Linked DNA regions of Mus musculus: region 1 is linked to region 2. The links are chromatin loops, found by intact Hi-C in ENCODE. Cell type or tissue: heart. All regions are shown on one strand. Links, peaks and the distances in the headings refer to the core of each region. The heading gives the core; the rest is flanking DNA. Region 1 overlaps Angpt1 (angiopoietin 1). Region 2 overlaps Angpt1 (angiopoietin 1).

Region 1 (16,202 bases), core at 5,085-13,084, 53 kb before region 2:
CTTTAACCAATAAAGCAATTACCTTTCCAGATAATCACCTAAAGTCTAATTGAGGTTTGTTTTTTCCTTTATTATTCAATGTTTCAATTTTATTATTTGTCCTGCAGGTCAAAGAAATGGAGAAGTAACAACAGGACGACATTATTTTCATTTTAACTATAAAAGCAAATAACAGAATCATGTTTTCTAGGTTATGGATGTTTTACCCATTGATTTTATATTTTTATTTAATATTTTGCTTGTCCCTCCTGCAGTCTGTTTCAGAGAATAAAATCCAGAAAACAGAAAGGTATGTGCTGACACCTTTTTTTGATAATCAGGAGATTAAGGTGAATCTTGTTTGCATAAATGCTGATTTTAAAGCCAGCCTGAGCTATATGAGATCCTGTCTCAAAGATGTTTTTTTTTTTTTTTTTTTCCATTTTTTATTAGGTATTTAGCTCATTTACATTTCCAATGCTATACCAAAAGTCCCCCTTACCCACCCACCCCCACTCCCCTACCCACCCACTCCCCCCCTTTGGCCCTGGCGTTCCCCTGTACCGGGGCACACAAAGTCTGCGTGTCCAATGGGCCTCTCTTTCCAGTGATGGCCGACTAGGCCATCTTTTGATACATATGCAGCTAGAGTCAAGAGCTCAGGGGTACTGGTTAGTTCATAATGTTGTTCCACCTATAGGGTTGAAGATCCCTTTAGCTCCTTGGGTACTTTCTCTAGCTCCTCCATTGGGAGCCCTGTGATCCATCCATTAGCTGACTGTGAGCATCCACTTCTGTGTTTGCTAGGCCCCGGCATAGTCTCACAAGAGACAGCTACATCTGGGTCCTTTCGATAAAATCTTGCTAGTATATGCAATGGTGTCAGCGTTTGGATGCTGATTATGGGGTGGATCCCTGGATATGGCAGTCTCTACATGGTCCATCCTTTCATCTCAGCTCCAAACTTTGTTTCTGTAACTCCTTCCATGGGTGTTTTGTTCCCACTTCTAAGGAGGGGCATAGTGTCCACACTTCAGTCTTCATTTTTCTTGAGTTTCATGTGTTTAGGAAATTGTATCTTATATCGTGGGTATCCTAGGTTTTGGGCTAATATCCACTTATCAGTGAGTACATATTGTGTGAGTTCCTTTGTGATTGTGTTACCTCACTCAGGATGATGCTCTCCAGGTCCATCCATTTGGCTAGGAATTTCATAAATTCATTCTTTTTAATAGCTGAGTAGTACTCCATTGTGTAGATGTACCACATTTTCTGTATCCATTCCTCTGTTGAGGGGCATCTGGGTTCTTTCCAGTTTCTGGCTATTATAAATAAGGCTGCTATGAACATAGTGGAGCATGTGTCCTTCTTACCAGTTGGGGCTTCTTCTGGATATATGCCCAGGAGAGGTATTGCTGGATCCTCCGGTAGTACTATGTCCAATTTTCTGAGGAACCGCCAAAGATGTTGATAAAATAACCAAATAGTACTACCATTACAGTATAACTCATTATAATACGTGTGACGTGTATATGTATGCATAATATGAGTCTTACAGCATACATGCAAATCTGAGTTTTATAATACATTTCACCAAGTTTCTAACTTCAAATGTTATAGACCTAAATGAAAAGGTTCTGGAACTTGCTGAAGCTTTATATGAAGTCCATCTATAATACCCTCAGGCTAGTGATTGCCCAGCAACCAACTCATTGACCTTGCTTATGAATTATCCTTTGTGGATTTAAAAGCAGGTCACTTCAGATTGTCAGTTCATGATCTCATCCCTCTAATCTGCTCAGCAGCACAGAAGTCTGCCAAATTGAAGCAGCTATTCTAACCCACAGAATCAGCTAATGTAGTTACACTGGGCCCCTGAATAATTCTTTTCCTTTAGTGGTTCCCTAAGAGCATTTTTGTATGTGAATATAATTTTTTTAGTATAATGAGCATAAAAGAAAAGAAAAATGAAGAATCTAAATTTCATTTAGTGACAGATAATCAGTTGGTATATACAGATTATTGAGATTATGCCACTAAAAGATACCAAAATTACATGTGAATCATGGGGGCTGAAAATTGAAGCAGTTTTGAACATTTTACCTAGGTCTTTCTTACCAAATGGCAGAAGTTTATACACTCAAAGGACTGCCTAGGCAGCAAGCCTCAAAACAGATTACAAGCGCTCCAGAAACACACATCAAAGGTTAACTCTTTTATAGCAGGATTAAGAGTTAGAAAGAGTGTTTTATGGTAAAGTCAATCATGTGGGCAGGGGCGAGGAGTGAGTTCTTGTGTATTTGAAGATCAGCCAGTTCCTTGCTGTCACTACTATAAATCCATATGTGTTTCAGTTATTTTTTTAAAGAACTTTGAACTACAAGATCACCCTAGTGTTGTTCCATACTTAACAAACTTCATTAGTTCCTGCCTGTATCCTCTTGTATTTTCTAGTTAATAATTACAGCATTTCCCATGGGCTAGATGTTTGATGTTTATTAGGGTAAAAACTTTCATTCATGAATTCGTTGACCCTTCATTGAGAACATACTATGCTGTTGTGTGCTGGCCACTGTTCTAAGCAGTCAAAATACAGAGAATCTGATCTCCCGGAGTGTTATAAGTGTATCAGTTTGGACTAAGATCTGCATATTTGGTGAACAGCAGTGTGATGTTGAGGATCAGCAAATGCCTCTAGGTAAACAACTAAAAGTAAACTGACTTCTCTCTTCATGTGATTTTTCACAAACAAGAATGGTAAGATTGAGGTCTTGCCTTAAAGAGTTGGTATGCATTCAGTAAATATTAATTTCACTAAAAGCCCCACTCTTTTGGGGATACCCAGGGGCCTCCACTGTGTTCTAGCAAAGGCAGTCTCTGAAAGAAGTGAGAACTTTGCATCTCATTCATGCTCTTTAAGCTGGATTTGGCAGTGATGAGGTCCAAGCATAGTATGAAAATAAACTAGTTCCCCTGTAGTTTCCTTACCTATGGCTGCCTCACAAATGTGGCATGTGGCTACCTGTCTGTGAAACTGACATCTCAAACCAGTGGTGATATTTGAGGTATGACTGATCAGTGTTATTGTGGACCATTTCAAAGACATGTCATATTGCCATGTGGATTATGGTTTGGGAAAACAGTTGGAGTCAGAGTGCCTATGTGTTCCTCAAAGATTTTGTAGACACTAAGTTTGGCAAGTTTATGAGACATGTATTTCATTCTTGTCCACAACAAACTTGAATAACCATTACTGTTTTATGTCTGCAAGCCAATGAGTCTCCAATATTTAACATGGTAAATTTTGTAATTTGACAAAATTAAGGACTTGCCAATAAACATTTGGGAAAAAATGGGAATATTTCTTCATACTTATCAATATTAAAAGGAACAAAAAGTTTTTTCCCCAATACAAAAAAAGCTATTGCCATTTCTATTTATTTCTTCTTTTTGAAACTTCCTATAACATGTAAGAAAAACTCCTGGCTTCAAGAAGCAGTTCTTTAAATGCCAGTTGTCATGTATTCCTTCTTTTAGAAGGAAAATCCCATTCCATTTTGACATTCCAATTTTGATTTCACAAAGAATATTACTAGTGATTGAGAAGGTTAGAAAAAAGGCTTAGGAACACAGAGAAGAAAAACTTACAGTTTGGCAGTGGGCTGAGAACCTTTCTCAGGAAGTTGCCCCCTCTTTGAATGAATGTTGAACATCTGTTCTACCCACTAACTGTAAGAGTAAATTGTATATTTTCAGAACATTGCACTTGACTGGATTTAAGCTAGGAAGACACTGAATATTATGAAATCCTGATGGTAACTTTGAACATTGTTTGTTTGTTTTAAATACATATTCTAACTTCTGTTACATTGCAAATGATCTATGACTTCCAAATTTGGTTACTACAGCTACTGAAATAACTCTGGACAAATATTTGTCATGATTTTCCCAGAACATTGAGAACTATGAAATACCAAAAATGCCCTAGTGTCATCTCAGGTCCCATTTCCTAGTGACATGGTGACTGCTCTTCCCTCTCCAGCTCATCAGTCATGTTGGCTCATTCCCACCCTACCCCTGTAGGAAACAATCTGAAAAACAAAATATCAGAAACCATCAATTTTATAATAATAATAAGTGTAATTAAGATTTTTCTCAAGATTAAAAAATAGAATGTTGGGTAGTACTCTGTACTCTGTCCATGGAAGTTTTAATGTGAGCAGAGAGTGACTTCTCTGACCTATCTAGAGGCTACTCATGTGTGTGAGTCCTGCAGAAACACAAGATCTCTGATTCTTTGACTCAAAAGGAAAATTAACTCTTAGCAGAAATTTGAAAATTACGAGGAAATTTAATCTTAAAGAAGAGAATCTGTTTTTACAACCAAGGCAATGTTTGCATAAACCTTATGCATCCCTTCAACAAAAAGTTTAAAAGAAACTAAAGATGATTAATTTCATTCTTTCCAATGTACTTGGAGATTTTTCTGGATAAATTGTACATAAAACTAGAGTATAGGTCTTCATGTACCTGACATCAAATATTTGTGTACTTGTGTGTGTGCCCATATGTAAGTATGCCATATGGAAGCCAGAAATTAACATCAGATCTCATTCTTTAATTGCCTTTCTATTTTATCATTTAAAACACCACCTGTCACTGAATTTGGAATTTAATGATTTGACTAGACTTCAGATCAGCAAGCATCAGTCTGCCTCTCCAGTTCGGGTATTTCAAACACCACTTAATATTTAAAAAGGTACTGGGGATAGAACTCAGGTCTTTACACTTTCATAGTAAGTACTTTACTGATGGCGCCATCTTCCCAAACTACTGTGTTCAAAATTACTAATGTAAGAGAATGAGGAGTCAGAAGATTAGTACCATCAAGAATTATTTACTTGAATGATGCAAGTGTTTTGTGAAACTTTTTCTAGTAGAATTGGTGTTTTAGTTACTGTTCTGTTGCTGTAAAGAGACACCATGGCCAAGGTACATCTTATAAAAGATTTAATAGAGGCTTTACTTACAGTTTCAGAGTCCAAGAAGCAGACAGGCTTCACATTGGAGAAGTAGCTTGAAGTTTTACAATCTGAGCCCTGTCCCCTCCCCTCCCCTGAGATAGTAGGCAGGAGAGAGAGAGAGAGAGAGAGAGAGAGAGAGAGAGAGAGAGAGAGACAGAGAGACACAGAGAGAGAGAGACAGAGAGAGAGACAGAGAGAGAGACAGAGAGAGAGAGAGAGAAAGAGATCAGAAAGACAAACCACAAAACCTACTCTCAGTGGCACACCTTCTCCAAATAGACCAGGCTTCCAAGTCCTTTCCAAACAGTTCCACTAACTGGTGACCAAGCATTCAATAATAGGAGTCCATGGAGACCACTCTCATTCAAATCACCACAACAGTTTAGGTGGAAATATTAAAATTTTCATAATTCAGTAATATGCTATGTAATGTTATCCTGTTTTATATCCTTATACCCAGTTAGCAATTGTAAAACATATTATGTTTAATAGAACTCACATCCTTCCCCACAAGAAACTATACTTGTGATAGTCATTTTGGATGCTTTGAGCATATTTACTGTATTTATTTAGGAACCTTTATAATTAATTATATATGATACCAACAAATATTAAATGCTTCTATCCTTCCCATAACTCATAGTGGGAGAGGCAACACTTGAACACAAGCCATCTCAGCACTCAAATGTTTTATAAGGAAAACAGCATCAGAAAAACCTTGATAATAATTTGATTTACTTTCATTTCAACTTTGGAATTTGAATCATTGGATGCTGAAGTCTTCTGTACACTGAGGAGTTGGTCTTCTGAATATTTGTTAAATAGAATAGACTTTTTTGAGTGAGAGAATGTGGCTGTGCTAGATGACTTTTTTTTTTTTTTTTTTTTTTTTTTTTTTTGGCTATCAATGACTTTTATCATGGTCCCATCAAAACCCCAAGCAAGATCATAGGTCTACAACAGACTAGGGAATATAGATACAAATTAGAAAATATTCTTGATGCTGTAGTTGCTGGTTCTAAGATTTGCTTTTCAACACTTCCCTTAGATAGTTTAATTTATTTTAAGGGAGAGGGGGAGAGGGAGAGGGAGAGGGAGAGGGAGAGGGAGAGGGAGAGGGAGAGGGAGAGAGGGAGAGAGGGAGAGAGGGAGAGAGGGAGAGAGGGAGAGAGGGAGAGAGGGAGAGAGGGAGAAGGAGAGAGGGAGAGGGAGAGGGAGAGAGGGAGAGAGGGAGAGAGGGAGAGAGGGAGAAGGAGAGAGGGAGAGGGAGAGGGAGAGGGAGAGGGAGAGGGAGAGGGAGAGGGAGAGGGAGAGGGAGAGAGGGAATATGGGACTTTTACCAGGACAGTTTTACAGATATAGGCTGCAACTTCAGACACAACCAGCCAGAGAATGAGGATCCAGAAAATTAGAACAGATTGGCAGAGTTAGTTTGAGACCAAGCAGAGCAATTTAGTCAGAAGCCATGAGAAGCCAGTTTGAATCAGTCAACTTGGAGAGGAGTTTGGGTCAGAGCAGCTGAATTGAAACAGCCATCCAGAGTTCAGAAATGCTAGAAAGGGTAAGCTTATTAAGCAAGAAACACCTGAGATGACAATTTTACACCTGGGGAATAAAAGTTACATTTACAAGGACAAAGATCTTTCATATCACATAAGAAATAGAGCTTCTAGCTTTGTATTACTTAAGACTGAAGTTGTCCAACTGGCAACAATTTAATATTGTTAGCCATTGGCTGTTCAGGTATCCTTGGTATGATGTCATTTCCAGAAGGAAGCATAGATGAAAAACAAATAAATATATGAGTTTCATAAGAAAGAAGGTTTAAAGTATTGACATACTAAATTTAAAAATAAAACTGTTACATTTCTTCTGTGGGTAGCAGATGTCATTATTGATGAGGCTAAAAGCAAGAGACTTATTCAGTGTCTCTTTAAGGTATCAGAAACTTTGGAGTTCTAGAGCATGGAGCTATGATCCCCCTGCCTTCCTTTGCTCAGACATTCATCATTATGCTTGAGAATTTACGTTTTTTTCTCACATTATAAAAGTTCAATTTAAAAACAATCTTTTACCTTAAATAAAAGTTGCAGTATCTCCTCTCATTTGAAAACATTTTTATTCACCATTTAAAATTTTTATACTAAATTTTTAAAAATTTTATGTGTCTGGGTATTTTATTTGTATGTATATTTGTATGTGCCATGAGAGTGCTTACTGTCTACAGAGGCCAGAATAGGGTGTTGAATCCTCTGAAACTATAGGTAAATATAGCTGTAAGCTGCCATGTGGGTGCTGGGAACTAAACTTGGGTCCTCTGAAAGAGCAGGAAGTGCTCTTAACCATCGAGCTATCTCTCCAGCTCCTTCCATTTAAAAATTTTTTTTCATAACTTATTAACAATGTCCCTTTAAGCATTTCCTCTCTAATTGTCCTCTCCTATCTCCTTACTTCCCCCAGTCCCTCCTTCCCAACAAGTACCCTTCTACTTTCATCTCTTTTTTATGGCATTTAATTAGTGTACCTCAGTGAGCATTTGAATAATATAACATACCAGTGGTAATGCCACTGAGTATTATAATTTCCCCTCCATTAACAATCATTAACTATTTATAGCTCTTTAAGGAGGGGCATGGCCTTATGAGCTGTGGACCAATTTTTATGTGTTTCATAGAAGATTTATGTCCAGGTTTCTTACAAAAGTAACAAATGAATATAACAGGTATTCCAATTCTCTATATGCTTTGAATGCTATAACTGGAAAAGTTAGTTAAACAGGTATGGTATGATTTAAAGAAACATAAGCATTATTATCCATGTGTTTACTTATTTCCTAACTTACTAAAACAGTGACATATTTGTGTTGCAGATGTTATGAAATGCTCATATTGATACCTTAAGTCAAAGTTAAATATAAAAATACATCTTCAAATTTTGTTATGACTTTCATGTCAATTGATGTACAGGTGCTTAGTTACATTAATTGGTACAGGGCATTAAAAGAAATTATTTGGGAAAGCAAAAAATTATGAAGTACTGAATTATGCATGCACCAGTATCTTTTATAAAGGATTCTCTCTCTCTCTCTCTCTCTCTCTCTCTCTCTCTCTCTCTCTCTCTCTGTATTCATATGAATAGAGGCCAGAAGTAGGCACTGGGAGTATTCCTATATCACTCTCTGCCTTATCCTGGAACCTGGAACTCTTCCTTTTGGCTAGACTGGTAGCACAGAAGGCCCGTTGATCCTCCTATCTTCATCTTCCACAGTGCTGGGATTAGAGGTATACACAAATCTATCACCCATTTGTTGCATAGATACTGGGGCATGTATTCAGAACAGAGTGAACAGTCCTGAATCATTGAGCTATCTCTCTAGCCTTTCCACTTCTGGAGATGCTAAAAATATGTAGAAAGTGGAATTTTACAAAACAACATTACAAAGAAAGAAATCTTAGAGGTCACTGCCAAGTTCTACAGCTCCACATGAGGCCTTTCACTATATCCCAGGTAGCATTCTGCAGATGCTGAGAGCTCATACAGTGGTTGGATGAAGATCAGAAAGAAAACATGTAGGCTCTGCTAGACATTCCTCAGATTCCTTCTACAAGACCGCTCACTCTATGTTGAACCATTCAGACTTGAGAGTTCTCCTGTGTGTTCCTTACATTATTTATTTCTTCAGTATTTATTATTACTATCGTCTAGATGGTTTTTAAGTCTGTAGCAAGTTACCACTTATGAGAAAGAGACCAATTTGTCAAAATTAATATTTCTTGGATTTTTTGGGAGGATCCACAGGAAGCTCTTAGAAGAGACATTATTTGTTAATGGGTCATTAATATTCTGTATTGCTATAAAATGAACTTATCCTTTCCAAATGATAAATTTAAAAAATTGTTTAAGTATTAAACATAGCAGAACAAGCTTTGCAAAACCCATCCTGAAAACTAGACTAGTTTGGGATATATATATATATATATATATATATATATATATATACATACCTCAGAACATAAGATTGCATAGGCAAATAGGAAATATCATTCTGGTTTGATATGGGGTAGTGTGTTAGTGGGTTGGCAGGTATATAGTCCGGGAAAAATAATACTAAGGTTATGAGAAATAGCACTATAATAAATACCCTAGTAAGTTTTTGATTGTAAAATATAGGTGGAATGGAACTTTGCCTGCATCTGAATTTAGGGCAGTGGGGTTGTTTGAGCCGTGTGTGTGTGTGTGTGTGTGTGTGTGTGTATTATTCTGCACTTTGGATAAGTGGCTGAAGGCATTAGTGATAATCTGCTAGCTCAAGATGGGTCCTATCATCTTACCTCCACACAGGCTACATTTTCACAAGTGAGATAAAACAGGCACATTGTCATGATAACTCTAAAACTCCTCGTTTCATATCCCCCTGGACCCTGAAATTGAACTCCTCCTGGATAAACCCAGATAACACCGAATCTGGAGCCCATAAGAGTTATTTGAACGGATCACCTCTCCAGACTTGCTGGACCTCTAACATGGAGAGAGCCTGGGGCTCTCTTACAGAAATGTGCATTAATCTTCCCTTGCCCCTGGACTCTGGTCGATGAAAGACAGCCCCAGGTCTTGCACAGATATTCAAGAAAGAGGCGACTGAGTTTCTTTACAATGCACCAATCAAAGCAGAGAAAGCTATGAATGCTTCTTCTTGTGGTGCCATCAATCAGGACCTTCTCCACTGTCTTCTCAAGTGGGAAATTACTGCTTCTGATGTTCTTGAATATCTGCCTCCTATTCTGAGCCCCAGCTTCTTGGGAACAGTGATATCTTTCACAGCTCGGAGATCAGTTGTTGGACACTGTAATAAACTCTGCAAGCTTGCATAAGCGTGAGTGCCTTTTCTCCCAGGATGAATGCCATCCACAGTTAAAGCTGTGTCAAACCAGGTCAATTGTGAATCATGTAAACAGAGGTAGGAATCACTAAGCTCTGATTTAGGATTTTGCTCTTGACCTGCAAGAACGAATCTGGGTTAAATCTCCCCAATGGTCCACATTTTAAACTTACAAAGACTTTAAAAAGTCAACTTTACTGCGATCGAATTAGTATTTACTGTATTCTATACAGTATAGTCTACACTTCTTAAACAACTCAGTCATGATCTCAAACAAATATGACTAGCTCGAGTGCACGTAAACTACAGAGTATCTCCAAGAACTGAAAAAAGTCCCTTGTGACCTTGTGCTGCCAATCTCTAGCCTAAGATCCTAGGAACACTGATCTATATTTAGTCCCTATAATTTGTATGAGGGTCACACTCAAATTTGCTTATAAGTGCAATAATATTTCAAACTAACATGTTAAGAGATCAACAAGTGTTGGTGGAAAGAAACTATGGTTGGTTCGAGATACTATTTTGCATTTTCTGACTTGGAAAAAAAGTAGCCTTTCTCTACTTGTGTACAACTTGTTCAAATAGGGGCTGTTCCCGGTATGAGGTTCTACCCTACCTCATGAAGAGTAGAACTGAAGTTGTCATCAGTACAACTGTTATTGAAGGAAAACCATGAAGTTTGTCTAGAACTGGATAGAACAAACAAATTCTAAATTAAGAATCAGAAATGTGTACATATACAAACTTGGTGTGTGGCAAAGGAATCATTTAATTAAATGAGAATACACTAAGTAGACAGCTTAGGAAAATCAAGTTCATTTTCAAGGTCATTTATAAATATCTTCTACCACAGGTGACACTAAATCCAGGAAGTATGAAATTTAAAATTTTAATATATTACCTAAATGTTTTGGAGAAAAAAGTAGGAGTATTGAAATTGTTCTTGGAAAAAATAGGAAACCCAAAAGGTAGACATACAAAACATACAATCTTTTTGTAAAAAAAGACAATACAAAATAAACAGATCATGATAAACAATTATATCTTTCCTATTCAAACATATGCATGAATATAAGAGAAAAGTAATCATGGTAGTAATGTGGTAGAAACAGTATTATCTTAGTAGGCTTGTGACATCAACAGTTGATAAGCAGTTCATCCTCATTACTAGTTAAAAATAGAAACAAATAAGAGTAAAATGTATTTTATCACATTTGCAGGTTTTTAAAGAAAAGTCATAACTTGTAGTGTTTTAAATATGAGTGGAAAGATAGATAAATAAATAGATAGATAGATATCAATATAGATATACACAAAATGGGTAAAAATGGCTTGTGTTATTTTGAAAATAAAGCTGGTAACATTGAAATTTTACATACCATTCAAGGAATACATTCTATGAGAATTATACTACTAGTACTCACATGATTTTATGCAAGAATAATTCCAAGTGTATTTACATCATTGGGATGCTTACTGTTAACTGTGTGATTATGGTGATCTGGTGTAATTTGGAAAAGAGGCCTCTGGGAAAGTCTGTGGACATGTCTTGATTATATTGACTGATGTGGGAAGACCTATCTTAATTGAAGTTGGAACCATTTCCTGGACAGGAGCTCCTGGTCAGTCTAAGGTAAAAAGGACAGTTGAGAAAGTGCACATATTTGCTGCTCTCTGTTCTTGAGTCTGGGTGACATGGGACCAGCTACTTTCATGATCCCTCTGCTTTGGCTTCTGTGCTATGACAAGTTTACTGTACCTTGATCTGTGAGCTAAACTGGATCTCCTGTTTTTAAGTTGCTTTTGTTAGAGTATGATCACAGAAGTGGGAAGAAAAATTCAGACAGGAAAATAAGAAAGATCACTTAAGAGGCAAAGGACAAGACAAATGTGTTTTCAAGAGTAAAACACAACAAATCGCGAGACACCCCCGTTTTGAAGCATCATCATATAGCCATTGAAAGGAATGAATTGCTTTTATGATTTTCCTCAAGTAATACATCTTATGTTCTTTTGATTGTGTTTACTGTACAATAATTTGCAATCATACCTTTTTGAAATAAATAGCATATGTTTTCAGGTGAATGACCACGTGAAACACACATCAAACATACTTAGAGAAAATGGTACACTAATACATGAGGTAAATCACGCAAGAATGTTAAGTGAAGAAATTATTCTGAAAAGCATACCTGTGAGACAATATACATTTTATCCTAAGAAAATATAAATTTTAAACATAGTAAGAGATCAATGGAGAAATAAAAAGTGTTGGCTAGGCTTCCAAGTTATCTGAGACAAATGCTAATGTATTAGCTGTCACACATACTATCAAGCTTGCTTTACTATGCCCAACAGAACTAGTTTATAATATCATGGGAGATTTAAGTGTTGAATTTCATAATATTTTAGGCCACATACCAAACTCTGGATTTTAGCAATTACATTTGTGAGTAAAATTATTCTTGAATAATACTTTACTGTTTAATTAAGAAAAATTATTTGCAATGATACCTGGTGATTGATAAACCAAGTCACACATATAATCTATTTTTAAATAATGAGGAATATTGGACATTTGGAATCTGATTCAGAAAGACCTTTTTTCTTGCCATCTATTCAAATGTGTGGCCTATGAAAACAGATTAGCAGAGAGCAGTTTCTGGAGTCAAACTTTCTGGATTCCCGAATCTGCCTAATCAGTAAAACAGTTTCTGAACTTATCACCTCATTTCCTCTGCATATATTGAGTATCTACCTCATAGGTTCATTCTGATAATTCACTTATAAAACGTTTAAAATAATAATGAACAGATTAATTGCTTTTCCTATGTTTAGGCAGTAGACAATAAGATTCTTTTCTGGCCATTCTGCATTCCATATCTGAGGAATCCTTGATGCTTGATCTTTCACACATACATCCTTTATGGTTTCATCTGACATTTGATTTTGATTGCCACCATGGACAATAACAGCATGGTAAACCATGTGGTAGAATCCAGGAGGACAGGAGCTCAGTCACTCATCTCAACAGCAGCACTTACCACAAGAGGTATTTCCAAGCATCCAGCCTCAAAGTCTGAACTCCACTGAATAGATGGGAGGATCCAGGACCATTAACACAATGAATGATGTATGTCTTGCTCTCTGATTATAGACAGATGCATATCCAATTAAAGATTAGCATGACAATCTAGAATACTTTCTTTCATCTATCTCAGACCTATGTCTAACACATACTTTTAAAGTTGTTTTAAGTAGAATTGCATTTGCTGAGCATGAAATGAAAACTAGAAGCTCTACAAATCATTGAATAGTATGATGATGTGTGCAAAATTATTTTGGGAAATTTGCTTTATGGTATAATTGACTGGTTAACCTTAAAGAAAATGTTGTTATTGAGTTTTCATTTAAAGACTTTGAATTTTGTAAATTGGCATGCATTTTGAAATGCAAGTCATGCATTTTGAAATGCAAGTAGGAACTGCGAGATATTGGTTTTATATTCTCTAAGTGATTGCTACAATCTTTACATTTTTAAAAATACAAAATAATGTTATATGCTATATTATAATACACTGGTAAGATCGGTTGACAATAATTATCCTTAGGTGGAAGAAATAGCCTTAAAATTTTTCTGTAACACACATAAACACAGACACACACGCACGCACGCACGCACGCACGCACGCGTATAATGTTTTGAAGGACTTCAAATTCCTGTTCTTGAACAGGCGTTTGCTTTGTCACCGTGTAATTTTTTTTTACACGTTATCTTCTTCTGTTTGGCTTTATTGTAAGCTAAACAGACAAAAGATGTCCTGGAAAATTAAGTGTACTATCCAATCTGGAGAGGATGTGAAGAGTTCCCAGTGGGAGATTTGCAGAGGATCTACTAGACACTAAAAAATCCCTTTAATTGCTGTCCTCTTGAGGTTCTGTTACATCCATCATTATGAAGTATAATTGCTCTGCATATCAAATTCATGCTCCCAGACTTCTGGAGAAGGAGTCTTTTTTTCAGTGCCAGGACTAAGCTGACTTTCTATAACTGAACTGCAGGGTGATTTTCATGACAGATGAAAGTCTCACTTTCTAAAACAGCAAGGGCTGACACTGAATAAACAGAGCATTTAGACTTTACTGTGATCAGATCAAACTTGTGAAAAAGACAGAGAACATGCTTTCTCCATTTCATATGAGAGGGAAAGAAAGTAATGACACTGGGAAGTGGCTCTTGTCACAGTTGGATTTCTATTGCGGCAGTAAAGACCACAACCAAAGGCAACTTAGGTAGGCATATATATTCTGGCTCAGTCCATTGAAGGATCCAAGGCATGAACTCCAGGCAGGAAGCTACAGGCAGGAACTACAGAGGAAGCAAGGAAGGAACCTGGAGGCAAGAGCTGAAGTAGAAGCCATTGGGGAGTAATTCTTACTGGCTTGCTTCTTATGGTTTTCTTAGCCTGCTTTTCTATACAACCCAGGGGTTGTACCTACCATAGTGAGCAGGCACTTCCACATCAATTATTATACAACAAAATATCCTATAGCTTTGATGCAGGAAATCTGATGGAAGCAGTCTCTTAGTTTAGCTTTTTATTTCCAGATATGTCTAGGCTTGTGTCAAGTTGACCAAAATAATAACAGTGATAATGAGGAGGAGGAGGAGGAACAGGGGGAAGAGGAAGAGGAAGAGGAGGAGGAGGAAGAAGAAGAAGAAGAAGAAGAAGAAGAAGAAGAAGAAGAAGAAGAAGAAGAAGAAGAAGAAGAAGAAGAAGAAGGAAAGAAGAGCCAGTACAGCTCCCCAGAAACAAATTCTTCATTTTTGATACCACATTGTTTTTCTCACTGGAGCCATATGAAGGCTGATCTGTCATGACTAAAAGGAAGTGGTTCCACTAAGCCCATCTGAACTTCTAAAGTCTATTTGTAATGCTGGGAAGGGATATATTGCCATTGTGCGTCCACAATGCATTGGGATTGTAAATGCATGGAAGTGCCTAGCTTCAGGTGGATTCTGGAAATTTGACCTCAGGTGTGATTGTGTGTGATTTTGCAGTAAGTGCTTTAGCCACTCAGCCCCTCTCCTTCATATCATTTTCATCTTGGGGGATTTAGATCACCTACAAATCATTCCTTCGTGTCTGTGATGGTCTCTCCAGAGAGTTCTAACTGAGGATGTAAGATTCCTAAATTCGGGTGGCACTGTCACATGAACCACGATCCCCAAGTAAATAAAGAAAACAAGCAAAGCCCCAACATTCATCTCTGCTCCTGTAGTGTGGCTTCAATATGGATGGTTGCCTCCTTGACCTGTCACAAAAGCCTATTGTGATGTGCCTCAAAAATGTGAGCCAAAATAAGTCCTTCTCCCTTGAGTTGTTCATCCCTGGAGTTATGTTGTCATGGTCACAAGGAAAGTAACTATTACATGTATTAAAACACCTACAGGTACCCAAGTACCCATTAGTAGTCATTTGAGCCATAAAATGCAGAAAGTTTTCCACAGCAGGAAATATAACAAATGGTTCACAGTTTCTCAGCTCATTTCTTGAGGTGCTCCACCAAATCCTGCCCTGATGCAAAAGGATGTTGCTTCTGTCTTTGAACAGATTACAGGAGTGGCACTGAGAAAAAGTTTCTCCCACTCTGTATTTTTTTCCTTTTTTTAAATTAGGTATTTTCTCCATTTATATTTCCAATGCTATCCCAAAAGTCCCCCATACCCTACCCCCCACTCCCCTACCCACCCACTTCTTGCCCCTGGCATTCCCCTGTATGAGGCATATAAAGTTTGCAAGAGCAATGGGCCTCTCTTTCTAATGATGGCCAACTAGGCCATCTTCTGACTCGTATGCAGCTAGAGACACGAGCTCCGGGGGTACGGTTAGTTCATATTGTTGTTCCTATAGGGTTCCTAAAGTACCCTTTAGCTCCTTGGGTACTTTCTCTAGCTCCTCCATTGGGGGCCCTGTGTTCCATCCAATAGCTGACTGTGAGCATCCACTTCTGTGTTTGCTAGGTCCAAGAATAGCCTCACAAGAGCGAGCTATACCAGGGTCCTTTCAGCAAAATCTTGCTAGTGTATGCAATGGTGTCAGCGTTTGGAGGCTGATTATGGGATGGATCACCGGGTATGGCAGTCTCTAGATGGTCCATCCTTTCATCTCAGCTCCAAACTTTGTCTCTGTAACTCTTTCCATGGGTGTTTTGTTCCCAATTCTAAGAAGGGGCAAAGTGTCCACACTTTCGTCTTTGTTCTTGAGTTTCCTGTGTTTTGCAAATTGTATCATGTTTCTTGGGTATTCTGTGTTTCT
Region 2 (16,202 bases), core at 4,259-12,258:
GTGTCTTGTTTTGTCCTTGTAAACACTGCATGCCCCAACAGGGGAGGCTTTACTTATAATCTAACATGCCTTGTCCTTTATCTCTTTCAGCTTGAGAATTACATTGTGGAAAATATGAAGTCGGAGATGGCCCAGATACAACAGAATGCTGTTCAAAACCACACGGCCACCATGCTTGAGATAGGAACCAGTCTCTTATCTCAGACTGCAGAGCAGACCCGAAAGCTGACAGATGTTGAGACCCAGGTATGTCCTCAAGGCCAGAGTCACATACTCAACAAGAAGATTATTTTAGAAATAGTCTTTAGTCTACTCCATAAACAAAGAGCATATGTCAGCATGAGATTTGGGAAAACATACATTTTTTGTTTATTGGTAACAACAACAATGAGTGCTTGACAAGCTATGAGTGCCTTAATGAGGGGGATTATATTTAGGCTTACATGTGTTTGCAAAAAGAGAGCAGGGAAAAAACCTAATCAGCATTAAGTTCAAATAAACACTGCAGCTACCAACTGTGATATGACTTGTGTAAACCAAAATAGTCACGTGGTGACTGCTGACTGTTGACGAGCTTTCTGAGCTGTCTTGCTTTATCTCTGGCAATGCATTCTTGATAATGGCATCTGTGATACCAGTAAATTGAAAGGAAAGCTTCAGGTTCTCTGAGCAAGAATTAGCATGAGTCTGCATAAACCTGTACGTTTGAGTGGAAATTAGTACAATGTAAGGATGCCTTTAAATTATCACTGTCATAAGTATAGTGTCATATGCACTGGAAGATGGCCTCTCAGTGCAGTTAACTGTGGCTAGTGTGACTCCGTTGTGATAGCATTCTGAAACTTGGAATGAGAGGTGGCTCTGTTCTGATGTAGCTGATTTCTATCAAGGCACAAAATTTGCATGTGTAAATATTTCTACTTTATTTAATCTGTGTCAGTGATATTGTAAATCATGTTAATAGTTAAAGAGAAGTAGCAAAGATGCTTTGTAGAGATAAAACAATTTGTATGAAATACAGGTTGCCTAGACAAACGAAACAAAGCAAAACAAAACAACAAAAAAATTAAAAATCACACACATTTATGAAAATCATTTAAAGAATGTAGGTAAGGAAGATATTCTTATCTCTTTCACTAACACAGTTATTGAACTCTAGAGTCTTCATATCTCTTTCACTGACTAATGATACTAATAATCAACTAGTGAAATCAGAATTTAAATGCTGATTGCAATGGAGGAATAAATTGCCTGGATTTTGAAGAACACTTTTTTTTTTTCTGTAGACCACTATCAGATATACAGGAAATATAGGGAATGGCAACTAGATCTCATAACTGAACAACATGATATGTATTGACTCATTTATAATCATGTAAAGCAAGCATGCTCATTTATAAAATATTGATTTCCTATATTACACACAATGAAAGTGTTTGTTTTGTTCTTTTTTTTTTTTTTTTTACTTTATCTAATGCCAAATGCTTACTTCCTGCAACAAACAGTTTCATAAGTTCCAACCCTGAAACACTAGCAGGTGAGATGGTTCAATCGTGTAAGGTGCTTTTCACCAAGCTTACGGACATGATTTCAAGTCTCAGAATTCAGAATTCATGGAGAAGGAGAGGACTCCAGTGTGTGTGTGTGTGTATGTGTGTGTGTGTGTGTGTGTGTGTGTGTGTGTGTGTGTGTGTGCAAGGATCTTTATTTATTTTTATGTCACTCCAAAACCTTCTCTGATATTGTTTTTATTCTTTTCTCATCAAGGAAGTACTGATGTGGTGGAGAAAAAAAAAGTCTTGTCAATATTTTAATCTTCAATCTGTAAAGATTTTTGTTTTGCAAGTTTTTAAAAGTAGCAATTTATTCTATGTTCCAAAGACTGGGAAACATGTACTTTCTGAAAGATAATACAGAGAAGGCAATGAATAAAGAGAAAATAGAACTCTGAAAATTCATCATAAACAGTGAAAATTCATCATAAAGGCCAATTAAAGTTTACTAGATATAGCAAGAATATTTTTAGGATAGACAAACTCAAAATTAATCACAAATCCTTCAGAATTATCAACCAGAGTCAATTAGACAAGAGAATGCTCAGACAGGCCTCCTTGTGCTTTACAAAGTGAAGCCCCTGCATTCTTCTCATCTTCCTTTGAACATGTGGCAGTCATTGGTGTTTACACTCCAAACTTTTCTTTATCAAGTGTGCATCCACATGGTGTATATTTGAACTCTTGTGTGTGTTTTGCTTCAACCTAACCATGAAAGTGCACCCTGTTCCTGCCACAGAGTCATTTACAAAATGAATACTCAGTGCCTTTACATGATTCACTCAAGAGCTGAAGGAGCCTTCTACTCAGTCCATGTTTGCTCTGGTATTTTGCTCTGATATCCTCCTAACTCGGTTTCACACTTTTGTGGTTTCCTTTCCTGAAAATTGACTTCAGGCTGTTTTAGAATCTGAGGATCATGTAGCAAGAGCTTTGCCCCGTTGTGCACCCTGGCTCTCACATGATGATCTTATAAAGATAAGCTCCTTATTGCTTACTAGTCCTCTGTTGACCTTCTAGATTTGTACTTTCAAAGGCAGTAGGAAGGCCTTGGTTTTGCTGCAGGGCATAAAGAATCCCTACACCCAATGAACATTATAATCAGAAAAGGGGTCCTGGGATGAGCACCTCTAGAAAAGATTGCTGGCCATGGGCGTGCTAATGAGAAATTGAAACCAGAGAAAGCCTTTTCCTTCTCCCTATCTCAGTGGAGAACAGCACTCATTCAGACACATCAGTATCTGCAAACATCCCTTCCTCTCCAAGTTCCTCTTTTTCATAAAGGAGTGAGGATCATGAATTATTCATGTGCCCCTCCTGTTGTGCAATCTCACTCTCACTTTGTCCTCAGGCAAATTTGGTGTCAAGGGAGAGAATTTATCAGATCAACAAACCAAATTAAGTTCTACTTTTAATTGTCCCCTTGCCTCAGTCTAATCTTACACACATATTAACTAGTATCAGCAAATACGTCCTATAAAGTATGTCATATTTTCATTCCTTGTTGGAAGATGAGGAAACTAAAATAAAGAATGATGCAAAAAGTCGGTTCAGATGAAAGAATTAGTGACCATTAAAGTGAGAATTTAAAGTGAAGCAGTCTGGTGTCAAAATCTGCATGACGAGTATCTTTCTACCAGTGCTGATCTCTCTCCTGTGGTTCTGCTTTTTTCTTTAAGATTATGGAATTATCATCAACGGGTGCAAACAGAGAACAAGATTTAGCTCAGAGCAATACTCTTAAAACTACTGAGCGCCTCTTATATGTAATACCATGGCTTTGCTGCTTATGGGAATGGCAGTCTCCCCCTTCCCACACATACACCATTCATTCTCTCAGGTGCCAGTGACCTCATCACATGCAGCCTTCAAGCTGTCCTTGCCAGCTGCCAGCTGTGTCAACTGTAGGGAATGTCTTCAGACAGCTATCTCAAGTTTCCTCCAGTCTCCAATAGTTCCAGCACTATGGTATTAGAAACAGAATTTAATGTCATTTGAACAGATGTATTTTGCATATTTCCATGGGGCAAGATGTCACAATAAGCAGTCCTTATGTTCACTGTCTTTGAGTTAAGGTGGTATAAAGTCTCTAGATCAAGTCTCTTTCTCCAATTTCTGTCACATTTAAAACACACCTTTTGAGTATGCTGTTGTGGGAAGTCTGATTGAACAGGGACCCCAGCTGCTGTAGTCTCAAGCCCATCAGGTATTGGTGCAGAGACCACAATTCTCAACAGCCATTTCTAAGCAATGACTCACTGTGGCAGGATACTTAGCATCCTTCCCAGGAGCTTTAGAACTTTGCTGACACATGACTTTGGCTAGTGTTTTCCCATCGCCTGTTGCATATAATTACAGCTGTCTTGAGGACTAAGACTTCCACTGAGTACTCCTTTTGCCTGCTCTCTTCCTCACTGGGGTAAAGCCTGGACCTCAATCTGAAGACCATCTCTGGCTCCTCCCACTAAGTTTCCCTCCATAGACATTTGCTCTAATAAATCCCCTGCACTTTAATCCCACTTCCCTTCTGCTTCTCAGAGGTCACTAAGGACTATAACTTCATGGATCACAACAGCACAGTTAGAAACTTGAAGCAGTTCAGAAGTAGTCTGTTGAAAGAGCACATCTTTCTTAGATAAGACGGTAGACATAAGTTTCTTCTTATGTCTACCGTCAAAGGCTGACTCTAAAAATTGAACTGTCTTCCTTGATAGGACATTCGAATAAACTTTAAACCTTGAACTAGCTGAAATGATGGTGAAATAAATTAGCGAGAGGGTCTTATAAGGAAAATACATTGGTAATTAATTTGCATAAAGTGCTGGATGACGATTCAGAAAATGTTGGCTCAATTTGACAAGTGTTCTTTTTTGAAGCTGCATTAACACAACCACATTTATCTATGCATATGCTGTGTGTGGCTGTGTTACTGTTCTCACATCGGGGTGGTAATGCCAGAGTTATAGTAAAGACAACATGCCCTAGAGATCAGGGTTTCTGCCTCCCTCCCCCTCCCCTGTTAATGTGACAAAATATGTAACAGATACAACTTAAGGGAGTAAGAATTTATTTTGGCTTACAGTTTGAGAGTACAAAATTCATGATGTGGGGAAGGCCACATTGTGAGTGTGTAGCTGTGAATGCTCACGTTTAACTATATCAGAAAGCAGAAAGGTCTGAGGCTACACTACAAATAAGACAAGCTACAAACCTGAAGACTTACCCGTAGGGATCCATTTCTTCCACTGAGGCCCCAAGCCATAAAGATTCTATAATTCCCCAAAACAGCATTGCCAGCTGGAGACCAAATGTTCAAACACATGAACCTTTTGGGAACATTTTACATCCAAATAATGACAGCTCACCAAGCTAAGATAGTTACTACTTGGCTACTGACTGAAAAAAAAAAAAAATCTAACTAGTTCTTCAAACACATGTTAATTGGAAAGTAAGGATTTTCTTTCCTCCTTTGAAGCTCTATCACTGGGATTTGGAGTAGAACATGATGTATATCAAAACCTTAGTAAGTTCTAATTAAGTAATTAACAACCCTGATTGTAATATATTTGGATTTTAACCCAAGGCTGTGTTGGTAGTAATATAACTAAAAACTTAGCTGATGGGCTGAGTATGACTTCAAAGAAAAGTAAGCTACTGAAAAAGATTGGGCTGCAGGAGTAATCATCCCAATGTAGGTTTTTGTACTCTGAAGAACATGATAAATTTAGCCCCTTCCTGCCTTATTGTGATAATTTGATCTGTATAATAAGGAGAAATCAGATGATGCCATCAGCTGCCACAAACTGAAGACGTCAGGATGCCTGGAAAGGCAACAGTTTGTAGCAGTAGTTAATGGTCAAAATGGCATTTTCTTAGGCAGAGAAGCTGTGGGTTCTTAGTTACTTTTAAGGAAGAACTGAGACTCTAAATTTAGAGAAGCCACATAGTTCACTCTAATAAACAAGATAATTCAACCTACAATATCTGCATGTTTTAAAAAGTACTGTACTTACCAAATTCCATAGCCACATGCAGTTATTATATTTTAAATATGGCACAAAGTTACATTGTTAGGTTATAAATGGTATATATTAATATTCAATATATATTATTCGATATATATTATATTCAAATATAATGAGGTTACTATGAACATTACAAATACTGATATGGATGGTTAATATAAACATATATGACATAAATATAATACATTATAATTTTATACAGTATTAAATATCTATTACTATAACCTATATTAACAATATTTTTCCAAGGTTCCTTAATTTTTCAAGTGATTTTGCAGATAATTTGTTTTCCAAGTTTGATGGGCTCAGTAAACTTGGGTGTCTCTTTTCTTTCTGGCTCCCTCCCCACTTAAGAATAACATATTTAAGCTACTTAGACAACCATTCGATCATCTCTCATATTCTGGGATTGCCAGAGTGTTTATTTGGCATACCTTTTGATTTGTTTTTCCAACACTTCTACTTGTTTAAACCAGAAGTCACTCCGTGTTAAGGATTTCCTGAGCTGAGGTAAGAAGCAGAGCCACTTAAGGAAACTGTTGCTCACTTCATATGGCATCTCATCAAGAGGCAGAGAAAAATCATCATCTTGCTCTTAGTAATGTAAGGTGTGTGATGTGGGCAGGATACTAGGGGCCATATCACTCCATCCCAGATGTTCACTTTCCTCTATGAAGAGAGAGAGAGAGAGAGAGAGAGAGAGAGAGAGAGAGAGAGAGAGAGAGGGAGAGAGAGAGAGAGAGAGAGAGAGAGCAAACAAACAAACAAAAAAACCCACAGTAAATCAATGGCCCTGAGATCAATGTGCTACAAAAAAAGGTATTTTATTTTGTGGTTTCTGTATTTCCTTTCAATAACTACCTTTCAGTTAGTGTGGATTTGAAATGAAATACTCTTAAAAGCATTACAAGAAGCTGTCTGAAAATTCTTACCTCACTTTCTCTAGAAAGTGAATACTTTTTATTTTTTTATTTTATTTTTTTAAATAGCTAAGCTCTTTAAACTACATAAATCCTCCATTTCAGATCTTACTTTCCTCAGCCTATGGAAAACTCTGGGAAATTTAAGCTTTGACACTGGTCCTTAGGGACTTATTGCGTTTATTCTTCACTCTTTCCTTTCTTCCTTTTCTCCCCTTTCCTCTTAAACATTTTTTCCCAGGGATGTGCTTTTGGGATGTGTTTAAGCTAAGAAGGAAATGTCTTTTGTCATTTTAATGGAATACTTCAGTTATTGCCAACAGTAAGTTTCATAGACTCATGCAAGGCAGTGGTCAATTTATCATAGTTTTCTACAGTTCCCCTGCATGCCCAGATTTGAACTTCAAGCCTGTTTGAAAACATCAGTGGAGTGACTTGAAATAAAGCAGCAATAGAGTCAAGCTGATGGGAAAAGAGAAGAGTTTGGCATTTGTGCTTAAACTAAGTTGACCAGCCCTTAGCCTGGATCTCTAAGATAGGTCTGCTTTCTTCTTCCATGCCCAATAATTCAAATTTGGCCTGTAAGAGTGTAACTATGCCTGTGGGGCTGTTACCTTCCATAATCAGTATCTGACTTGCAAACAACCCATTGTGCACTGCCAGCACATAGTTGAATATTCCAGTGGGCATGACTTTGTTCTGCAGGACTATGGACACAGCAGTGCAGGCCCTGTGTAATCATAGTGTAGCAGAAAAACATAGCATGGATAAAAAAGAAGAATCATCTTCAGCAATGGAGATTCCAGAAGGAAAGCAAGATGGGTGAACTACAGGAGAGCACGGAGGTAGATGTTTTTCTAGGCATGGCCAGAACATACTTCTAAGCATGCCTTGAGTATGAAAACAAGCTAACTCGTCAGATGGGATGGGATGGAAATTTCAACCAGACAGAAGTGCAGGTACAAAGACCTTGAGGTGAAAAGGATTTGGCAAATTGAATTGACAAAAAGACAGTAGATGGAGCATAGTGTGGCAGATGGGGGACAGAAGTGATATCCAAGAACTAAGAGATCACAGAGTAAAAAATATGTTACTACAAAACTAAGTCCTTACAAATGTAAACCAACTGAAGAGAGGGTCCATTAGCATATTCAACATGGCAAATGCCGTGATCTGACTTGTTTTCATGAAGGATTTTTGCTCTGTGATAATGTAGACTAGAGGCAAAGGAGAACAAGAAGAAGTTAATACTGGCTGTTGTTGCAAGAGTTAGATACAGGCAGCCTCAATGTTAATCCCAGATAATGATTCTAGTCTGTTTCCAGAGAACATGGGTAAAAATGTAGATTATTCTTCAAAAGCCAAAATGTTGGTCTTTGAATGTGTCGCAAGGTGTGCCTCAGGGTTTCTATATGCTGAAACACCATGACAAAAGTAACTTGGGAGAGAAATTCTTTCAGTTGACAAACTCCCAGGTTATACTTCATCATAGAGCAAGGTCAGAGTAGAAACTCATGCGGGAATAAGGAGGCAGGAACTGAAGCCAAGGTCATGGAGGAGTGCTGCTTACTGGCTCACCTTCCATGGGCTGCTCATCATGCTTTCGTATAACATTTGAGATTGCCTGCCAAGGAGTGACACAGCCCACCATGATCTGGGGCCCCCACTTCAAACATTAGTCAAAGTAGTACCTCACTGACTTCTCTATAGGCCAATTTCAGAAAAGGATTTTGTTGAATAAGAGTCATTCTTCCAGGTGTGGTAAGAGTAGATGAGCTGTTCTCGAGTGTGAGAGCAGGAGAGCTGGCCATGTCCCTTATCAGCTGTGGGCACTGGGTGAGATAGCTGGGGCAGTGCTGGGGAACTTGGCCTGGTGGTATGGGTGCAGGAGAACTTGCCAGCTGACAAACTCAGCTACAGAGCCAGCCCAGATCCAATGCTTCAAGTTGATCCCATCTGTGAAATGCTGGAGCATGTGACGAGGCTGGTCCTACAGATCCAAAGCTGCAAAATCTCAATGACACAGGGCAACAACAGAATGTTCAAGAGGAGTCCCTGTGAGGATCCAGTGTAGCATATAGTATAGCAGAAGCCAGAGGCCTCTAAGCAGACCAATGACTCAATACAATGAACATTAGCAAGTAAAGATGTGTGGACAACAGGGTATACTGTGGGGCACACAGCGACACACCACAGCTTCCATTATGAGATGTGTGTTTGTGTGTGTATGTGTTTGTGTGTGTGTGTGTGTGTGTGTGTGTGTTATATCTTTTAAAACATTTTTTTTACACTTTACTTGTTTTTAAATTTTTCTTTTGTGGAGGATATTTCAGGGGCAGAGGGTAGATATGAAGGGACAGGCAGGTGAGTGGGATCAGGGTAAATGATGTGAAATTCACAATGCATGAATAACAAATAGTAAAAAGAAAGAAATCATTCTTCTGCAATGGTTTCTCAAGTTGTCAAGTTGACAGAAACCAACCAACACGATGTGCCCTCAGAGAGTATGGCAAACCAAAGCAAACACAGGTTTGATGTACCTGTGACCAATGTATTTCATTCCATGAGATGCCATGCCCACCTTTGATTCATACATAAGCATTGTGTGTCTTCTCATTCACGGTACTGGTTGTCACACAGAAATACAAAGTGATTCACGTCTCATTTCAAATATTTATAAGTGCTCATTCAGTAAGCAAAGAAACCAGAAACTGACCTGGGTAAACTATTTGCTGAATGCAGCCTCAGTCTTAATATTCACTACCATGTTTTTCAAATTCTATTTTTCCTTGAGTAAACTGATAAGGACAATAATTTAAAAATAATACTTATGTTAATTCTCTGAGAATTTCATACAATATATTCTGATCATATTCACCCTTCCCTCACCATCCCTTTCTTTCCCCTCTCCCTTGACCCGTCTCAAGCTTTCAGGGCTTTCTACTTTCCCCCACTGAGTGTACTTGTAATGTTGCACAGCTACTCTTGTGAGTGGGGTCCACCCTTGAGTGTGTTCAACCTAGTAAGGTCACATTATTAAAGAAAACTTACTCATCTAACAGTAACCAAATGTCAGTATGCTGGGAATTTGTCTCTTTTGAGCTTATGCAAATATTGTGCATAATGTCAAAATCTTTGAGTTCATGTATGTTTAGGAAAAATGCATTATTGACAAAGTTTTAAAGTCAATAGACAGAGAAGTAATTATAAAACAAATATAGTCCTTGAAAGTTAATACTCCAGTCCTATGTGGTTTTGTTGGCCTTACACTGTTCATAGCCTAGAAAGGAGTGAGATGCTAGAGAAGGAGTAGAAAATGGCAAGATGAGACATTTATACTTTGAAATAGTTAACTGGTTATGATTTGTTTATATATTATGTTTCCATGGATATGAATTTGAAACCACTCCATAGACTAATAGTAATGATTTCATCTAATATTTATGGGATATGTTAGAATTTTAAAAACTCTGCTCTGAAGTACTCCACAAATGTATACCATGTACTTTAGCTTGGTTGCCTAGGTGAGAAGAAGCCCTTCTTTAAATTTAGCATCTGAAGCCGTTGTCTCTCACCTCCAACCTAGTTCCTTCTCTGTCCTACTACAAATACAGAGCCCAGTTGCCTTGCAGTCATAGCTCAACCAAGTAGTTGAGTACGTGTTCCAAAGATCCAGATCCAATCCCAGCTTTAGTCCTGTGCAAAGGTGGAGGAACACAGCAACACTTCCAGTTTTACAGCAGAACCCTGTACTTGATAGTGACACTGCAAAAACAAAGCAAGCAAACAAAAACAAAACAAAAAACAACCCCCCCCCCAAAAAAAAAACAAAAAACAAACAAACAAAAACTTCTCATGTCCCTTTTAACAAGTAGATCTAAGTAAACTATGATGGAAAAAAATGATTTAAGGAGAATTTAAAACCAATATAACCTTTCCCTCCCCTTTTTAAAATCTTCCTTAGTGCAAAGATAGGGAGGGAGGATAGAGAAAGAGAAGGGCAGATGTTGACACCATTTGAAAACCACTTCTAAGGCTGCTCTCTTTGCCTGGAGCATGGTAGAGTTGGGTGTAAAAGTATAGACTTTTATCCTATTAGTCTCTGAGTAGAAGTGTAGATCTTTTGTGACTCTTTTGAGGATTCCAGTCAGTGCAGGTAGAGAAATAATAGCAATATCTTTTTAAAAAATTTCATGTCTGAATGTTGAGCTTTCCAATAATTACTAGAGTGCAGCTTCTCAGATTACTGTGCAAATTTGTGGACTCAAAGAAAGTCTTTGCTTAGAAACTCAGATCTGGAATCTGGATTACACTGGACTCCAGTGTCCTCGTCTATAATGTAACAGGGCCAACAGATGAGATTGTCAAATAAATGAAATAGTATGTGAAAGTTCTTTTGAATGAACTACCTGCCATGACAGCCATCCAATAAATATGGTAAAAAATCTCCCCAGACTAACACAAGAGTTGTTTGGATTTCTAGTTTAATTTAGTAAGGTGATAGGCTTCAGTAGGTATATATCATATATCTCTTAATTCAAAATGACCTGTAATATCAAGATCTTGTACTAATAATATATCTTGCACTTATAAATGTTGGACAGAACAAAAAGGAAACTTTCAAAATATATTATCCTAGGATGTAAGGGTATAAAATTTGGAATATTCAAACAAACTTAGTTCCCATCTGCCTGTGTTTCCACTTACAAAGCTATATTTGATAGATTGACCATCATATGCCTAAGTCATTCGGAAAAATATTAAGAACAAAACCCATTTTAAAATCTCAAGGATTTTTTGCTACTTGTTTTGTGATTGAAATTTTATTTTTCAAAAATGTTTCAAGGTACTAAATCAAACATCCCGACTTGAAATACAACTGCTAGAGAATTCATTATCAACATACAAGCTAGAGAAGCAACTTCTCCAACAGACAAATGAAATTCTGAAGATTCACGAAAAAAACAGGTAAGGACTATTTTATTATGAAAATGCTTTTATGTATACCTCTCGAAATCCTTTATCTCACCGGCAACTGAAAGTTTCTTTTGAGGTAACTGAAAAACTATATCCACAAGAGAAGAGAAAGATGCAGGTACAGCCAATGTGTCAACCATTGGGCCTGTGTTCTGATTCCATCTGGAGTTGCTTAGCCCTCAGTCTTAACTTCTGCCACGGGCCATTTTTCTAATAGTACCATATATACAAAAATTGTTTGCCATTTTGGCTAAATAGACTGACATTTCTTCAGCAGCACCAACTTTGTAACCTTAGAGAGAAGAATGGACAGCTGCTCTTGGATTATTACTCAGCCAGTCATTTACTCCACTCTTCGGATCATGGTAAAACACAATTCAATTCAATTCAGAGAGCTTGGATTACAGGAAAGCAGATTTATAATTTTCCTCAGAAAATACTTGCCTATAAAATAACTAATAAGAGTTTTTTTTTTCATTTAAAGTCATTTAAATTTGACATAAATTTTCTTGATTGATTAATAGATATCCTCATATCAGGCATCTCAGGTCAGTGGAGCATAACAGATTTTGAAAGGTGGGACAGTGAAACTAGCTCACTTTGATGTCATTAGTACTGATGATTGGTGCTTGTCACAAAGAACCATCTTCTATAGAATGAGTGTCGTTCACTTCATTGCATTTTCTTCTGGATATTGATTGTCTACAGGATGGTTTAGCTCTTATGCTGCATTCAGTAAAGACAACTGTCTGATAAGTAGTCACTAAATACCACTATCTGCTGGAGCTAGAATCTGCTGTCTAGATTCTCTTCCAAGGCCAGGGGAGCATGTAGCAGGACTATGGCCCTTCCTCCTCTGCAGAAGGACCAGGGAATCAGACCAAATGAGTAGCCTGCCCAGGGTCACACAGCTTGCTATTGATGGAAGCAGGAATGCAATCCATTTGCTTTGCTGGTAGCTCTCTTCTTTCACCCTCACAGAAGGCGTCTCATGATCTACAGCCTAAAGGCTTTCCCAGTATCAAGCAAAGAGTAGACCTCAATGCCAAGGATTACAATCAAACTTCTGCACGAATAAAATAAACCTGACTGTTGATTTAGCATCTGCAAGGGGTCACAAGTGTTACATTTATTTATTCTTGTAGGGTGATATGGGATAAACTATTTAAGTATAAATAAACTTGACAGCACTTGACCCTGAACTGGCTGTTTGATGAAATGTTCTGAAATTGAAAAGCCTCTTGAAAATTACTGTTTATCCCAACACAGTCCCACGATAACCAGAAATATGCAAGTGTATAACAGGTATGCTTTACTTCAGTCACCCTCAATTTAGGGTTACCACCAAATGCCTTAACTTTCTTGCTGAAGGGAACCCCACTTACAATAATGTATTTCAAGATCTCTGTCCAGGAATTTTGAGTATGTCGATCAATTGCATGTAATTTTGTTTTTCTGAGTCATTATATTTAGGATCTTTAGAAAGGGAATAGATAGATACATAGATAGAAAGATAGATAGATAGATAGATACATAGATAGATAGATAGATAGATAGGCAGACACATACAAATATATATATATATATATATATATATATATATATATATATATCAAACCTATCACTAAATGATGATAAAGGGCTGGTCAAAGATAAAGTAAGTTCAAAGGACTGAACTTATCTGAAAACTTACTGAAAGTGTAAAATGAAATATCTGTTATAGAAACAAATGAAAGAAAGTAACGAAGAAAGGTCACATGAGTTACTGGGCCAGCTAAAACTTTATGTTCTGTTGACTTGAACCTAGTTCATTTCACAACAACCAAAGAGTACTTATAATGGACTTGTTATAACCAACAAAGAGGTAGTTCTAGGGGCAAACTGGTCAGGAGAAGCAGGCTTAGCATGGGGATGGGGGAAATGGCTACTTTTCATTCTCAGCTTGATAGATTTACAGTCACGTAGGGGAAATACCTCTGGGCTGTCTGTGAGGAATTTTCCAGAGAAATTTAAAGCAGGAGGGAAGAGCCACCCTGAGTGTGGGCAGCAGCACGGCAGGTACAGGTACTCCAGTCCTAGACTTAGCAAAAAGGAGGGATTCAGCTACTCCCAGTGTTTGCCTCTCACTGGCTCTAGACAGGGGAAGATGCCATGTGATCCCTTGTCTCTACGCCACTACTGTTAGACCCTGTCATAACATCCTGTTTCCCTGGAAGCAGGAGCCAAAATGAACCCTTCCTCAAATGGCTTTAGTCAGGTATGTCATCACAGCAGTAAGAGAAGTGACTAATATAAAAGTGAAGGAAACAAACAGATGCCATCTGCAACAGCGGGTCACTTCCTGTCCTTTCTTCCTTAAGCCAGAGGACTGTGAGTATTTTTCTCACTAGTGTTTTCCCCCAAGCACGACTTTTCAGGCTCCCTGTCCAACTAAGTATGCATTTTATATGTTAAACTTGGTTGTGCAGCTATTTTTATTGATATTTAAAATTTATTAAAATTTAATTTAAATAAGAATGCCCTTGAGAGAGCTAAAGGGGTCTGCAACCCTATGGGTGGAACAACAATATGAACTAACTGGTAGCCCCAGAGCTTGTGTCTTTATCTGCATATGTAGCAGATGATGGCCTAGTCTGCCATCATTGGAAAAAGAGGCCCCTGGGTCTTGCAAACTTTATATGCCTCAGTATAGGGGAACACCAGGGCCAAGGAGTGGGAGTGGGTGGGTAGGGGAGTGGCGGGGGAGGATATGGGGGACTTTTGGGATGGCATTTGAAATGTAAATGAAGAAAAAAATTTAAAAACCACTTTAAAAAATAAACTTAAGTTAAAAAAAAAAAAAAAAAAAGAAAGAAAGCCCTTGAGAAGTCAGGAAAATCCCAGTAGCAAGTCAACTTCAGTAAAGCAGTGCTCTGGGAGCTGTGGTTGATATTAGCATAGTGAAGCTGACTCCAGACCCTCAGAACTGACCATCTTGTTTCCGGAGTCATAACTTCAGTAGTTTTAAAGAAACACATTGAGAATATAAACTCAAACTCTCTGCACCTAAATTCAGGTATGTTTCTAACCAGATGCTTTTCCACCTTAATAAGCTAGGTGAAGACTCTTTTATTAAACTAAGCAATGTGCCCTTCACTTTTAGGATAGACCTGATTGTCTAATGAGTAGATTAGAGTCATTAGATTGACAGAAGGTTTGAGTCATCCTCGTGTTAGCACCAATGCTTTAGTGTGTGGATTGCATCACACAGCTTTTCTCTATTTAAAGACTTAGCTTGGTAAGCTGCATTGTGAGAACACTCACAAGTTCTATTTTATAATGAAGAGCTGGGTATGTAGCCAGGTGGCATATACGCTGCCTAGCAAGCATGGGACCTGAGTTTGATCTGTAGCCCCAGTAAATATGTAGAAAAACAAACAAATAAATGCTTAAAATTAAATAGACAATTGTTGTTTTGAAGTATGTAGTGTATAAGGATACTAGAAAGCAGTATTATTTTCAAATTAGTTTATATTTGTATATTTCACCATAAACAAAAAGGATTTAGGAATTGAATAACTGGATGTATCTATGCATAAAGAATTTTATCGAGTCAATCAAGAGGAATTCACTTTCTTCTGCTTTTTTTTGACTTGCGATTCTGTAAACATCACAAAGATACACATTAATGTGAATAAAATGTCCTACAATACAAGGTTTTTTTGTTTTTGTTTTTGTTTTTTTGTTTTTGCATTGCATTGCATTTTGTTGTATAGAGACACACTAGAATGGCTTTGATCCATCTCTCAGCAGATGTATTACTATCTATGATTAATATCTTAAAAAGTTACTACCATACATTCTTCACTGTTTCTCCTACTGACTGTGATAATGCCTTCTGCTTTGAAGCTTGTACACTCATTCCTAGGATACCATGGGTTTCAAATGCGAACCTGAAAGGAACCATGATGAATCAGAAAAATAAATGGATACCCTGAACTGTCAGCTATATTTAAAACAAACAAACAAACAAACAAACAAACAAACAAACCACTTATGTTCTTCACTGTCAAGCATATTCACATGTCCCATCACTTCCCTACATCTTTCCTTCCTCAACTTAATTTTATTTATTCCTGTTCTTCCGTAATAGATACATATGCTATATTTATATCCATATGCATTATACACACACACACACACACACACACACACACACATACATGTACATGTATGCATGCATATACCTCTTGGCTTTTTTATCATTCCAGCATGTTTTAAGTGTTTCTTTTTTCTTTTTTGTTAGAAATCTATTTAACCAGACTTCTCACATTGTTCTTTACTAAATCTGGCAAACTTATCCCAGAAAACCTTTAGACTAGGGTCTCAATCCCATAGTATGAAACTAGAAGCATAGCTGTGGTAACAGGAATGTTGAAAGCCTACCTTAGAAAGAGTGCACCAACATGATTTGGACATAGCACCTACTATTATTTCATATTTATGTATTGACATTGGGTAATATTGTTGTATTTCATACACTTAAGTAAGAAGGAGAATATTAGAAAGCAAGCTCTGTTTCCTCCCTGGGGTTGTTTCAGGCTGTGTCTGGCTATGAGTATATTAGGGGCTTTCACTAACAAGTCTGGGAGTTGGCCTTCAGGAGTGTTGCACATCTTTGTCAGAACAAGGTGACATCTCTTATGGTTAAGAATATACTTCACAGGAAAACCAACGAAAAACCTATC

What was found. Peaks named below come from ENCODE experiments on the same cell type or tissue, not always from the same donor. Only the 100,000 strongest peaks of a DNase experiment are listed, where the experiment ranks them.
Region 1: it touches region 2 in a loop (2.1-fold over the local background); 2 of 42 quality-filtered maps call a loop at or near these places.

The regions. Positions count from the first base shown.
Region 1 is chr15:42,560,898-42,577,099 of GRCm38, reverse strand. All of the region lies in intron 1 of Angpt1 (angiopoietin 1), which reads left to right. Among named protein-coding and RNA genes, the nearest start is that of Gm41313, 97 kb to the left of the region's middle. In heart, for the core only: no CTCF peak of the experiment used is centred there; no DNase peak of the experiment used is centred there.
Region 2 is chr15:42,507,548-42,523,749 of GRCm38, reverse strand. Angpt1 (angiopoietin 1) reads left to right here. Exons shown (of 9, transcript NM_009640.4): 2 at 91-246; 3 at 11,345-11,466. Among named protein-coding and RNA genes, the nearest start is that of Gm41313, 150 kb to the left of the region's middle. In heart, for the core only: no CTCF peak of the experiment used is centred there; a DNase peak (open chromatin) is centred at 8,409.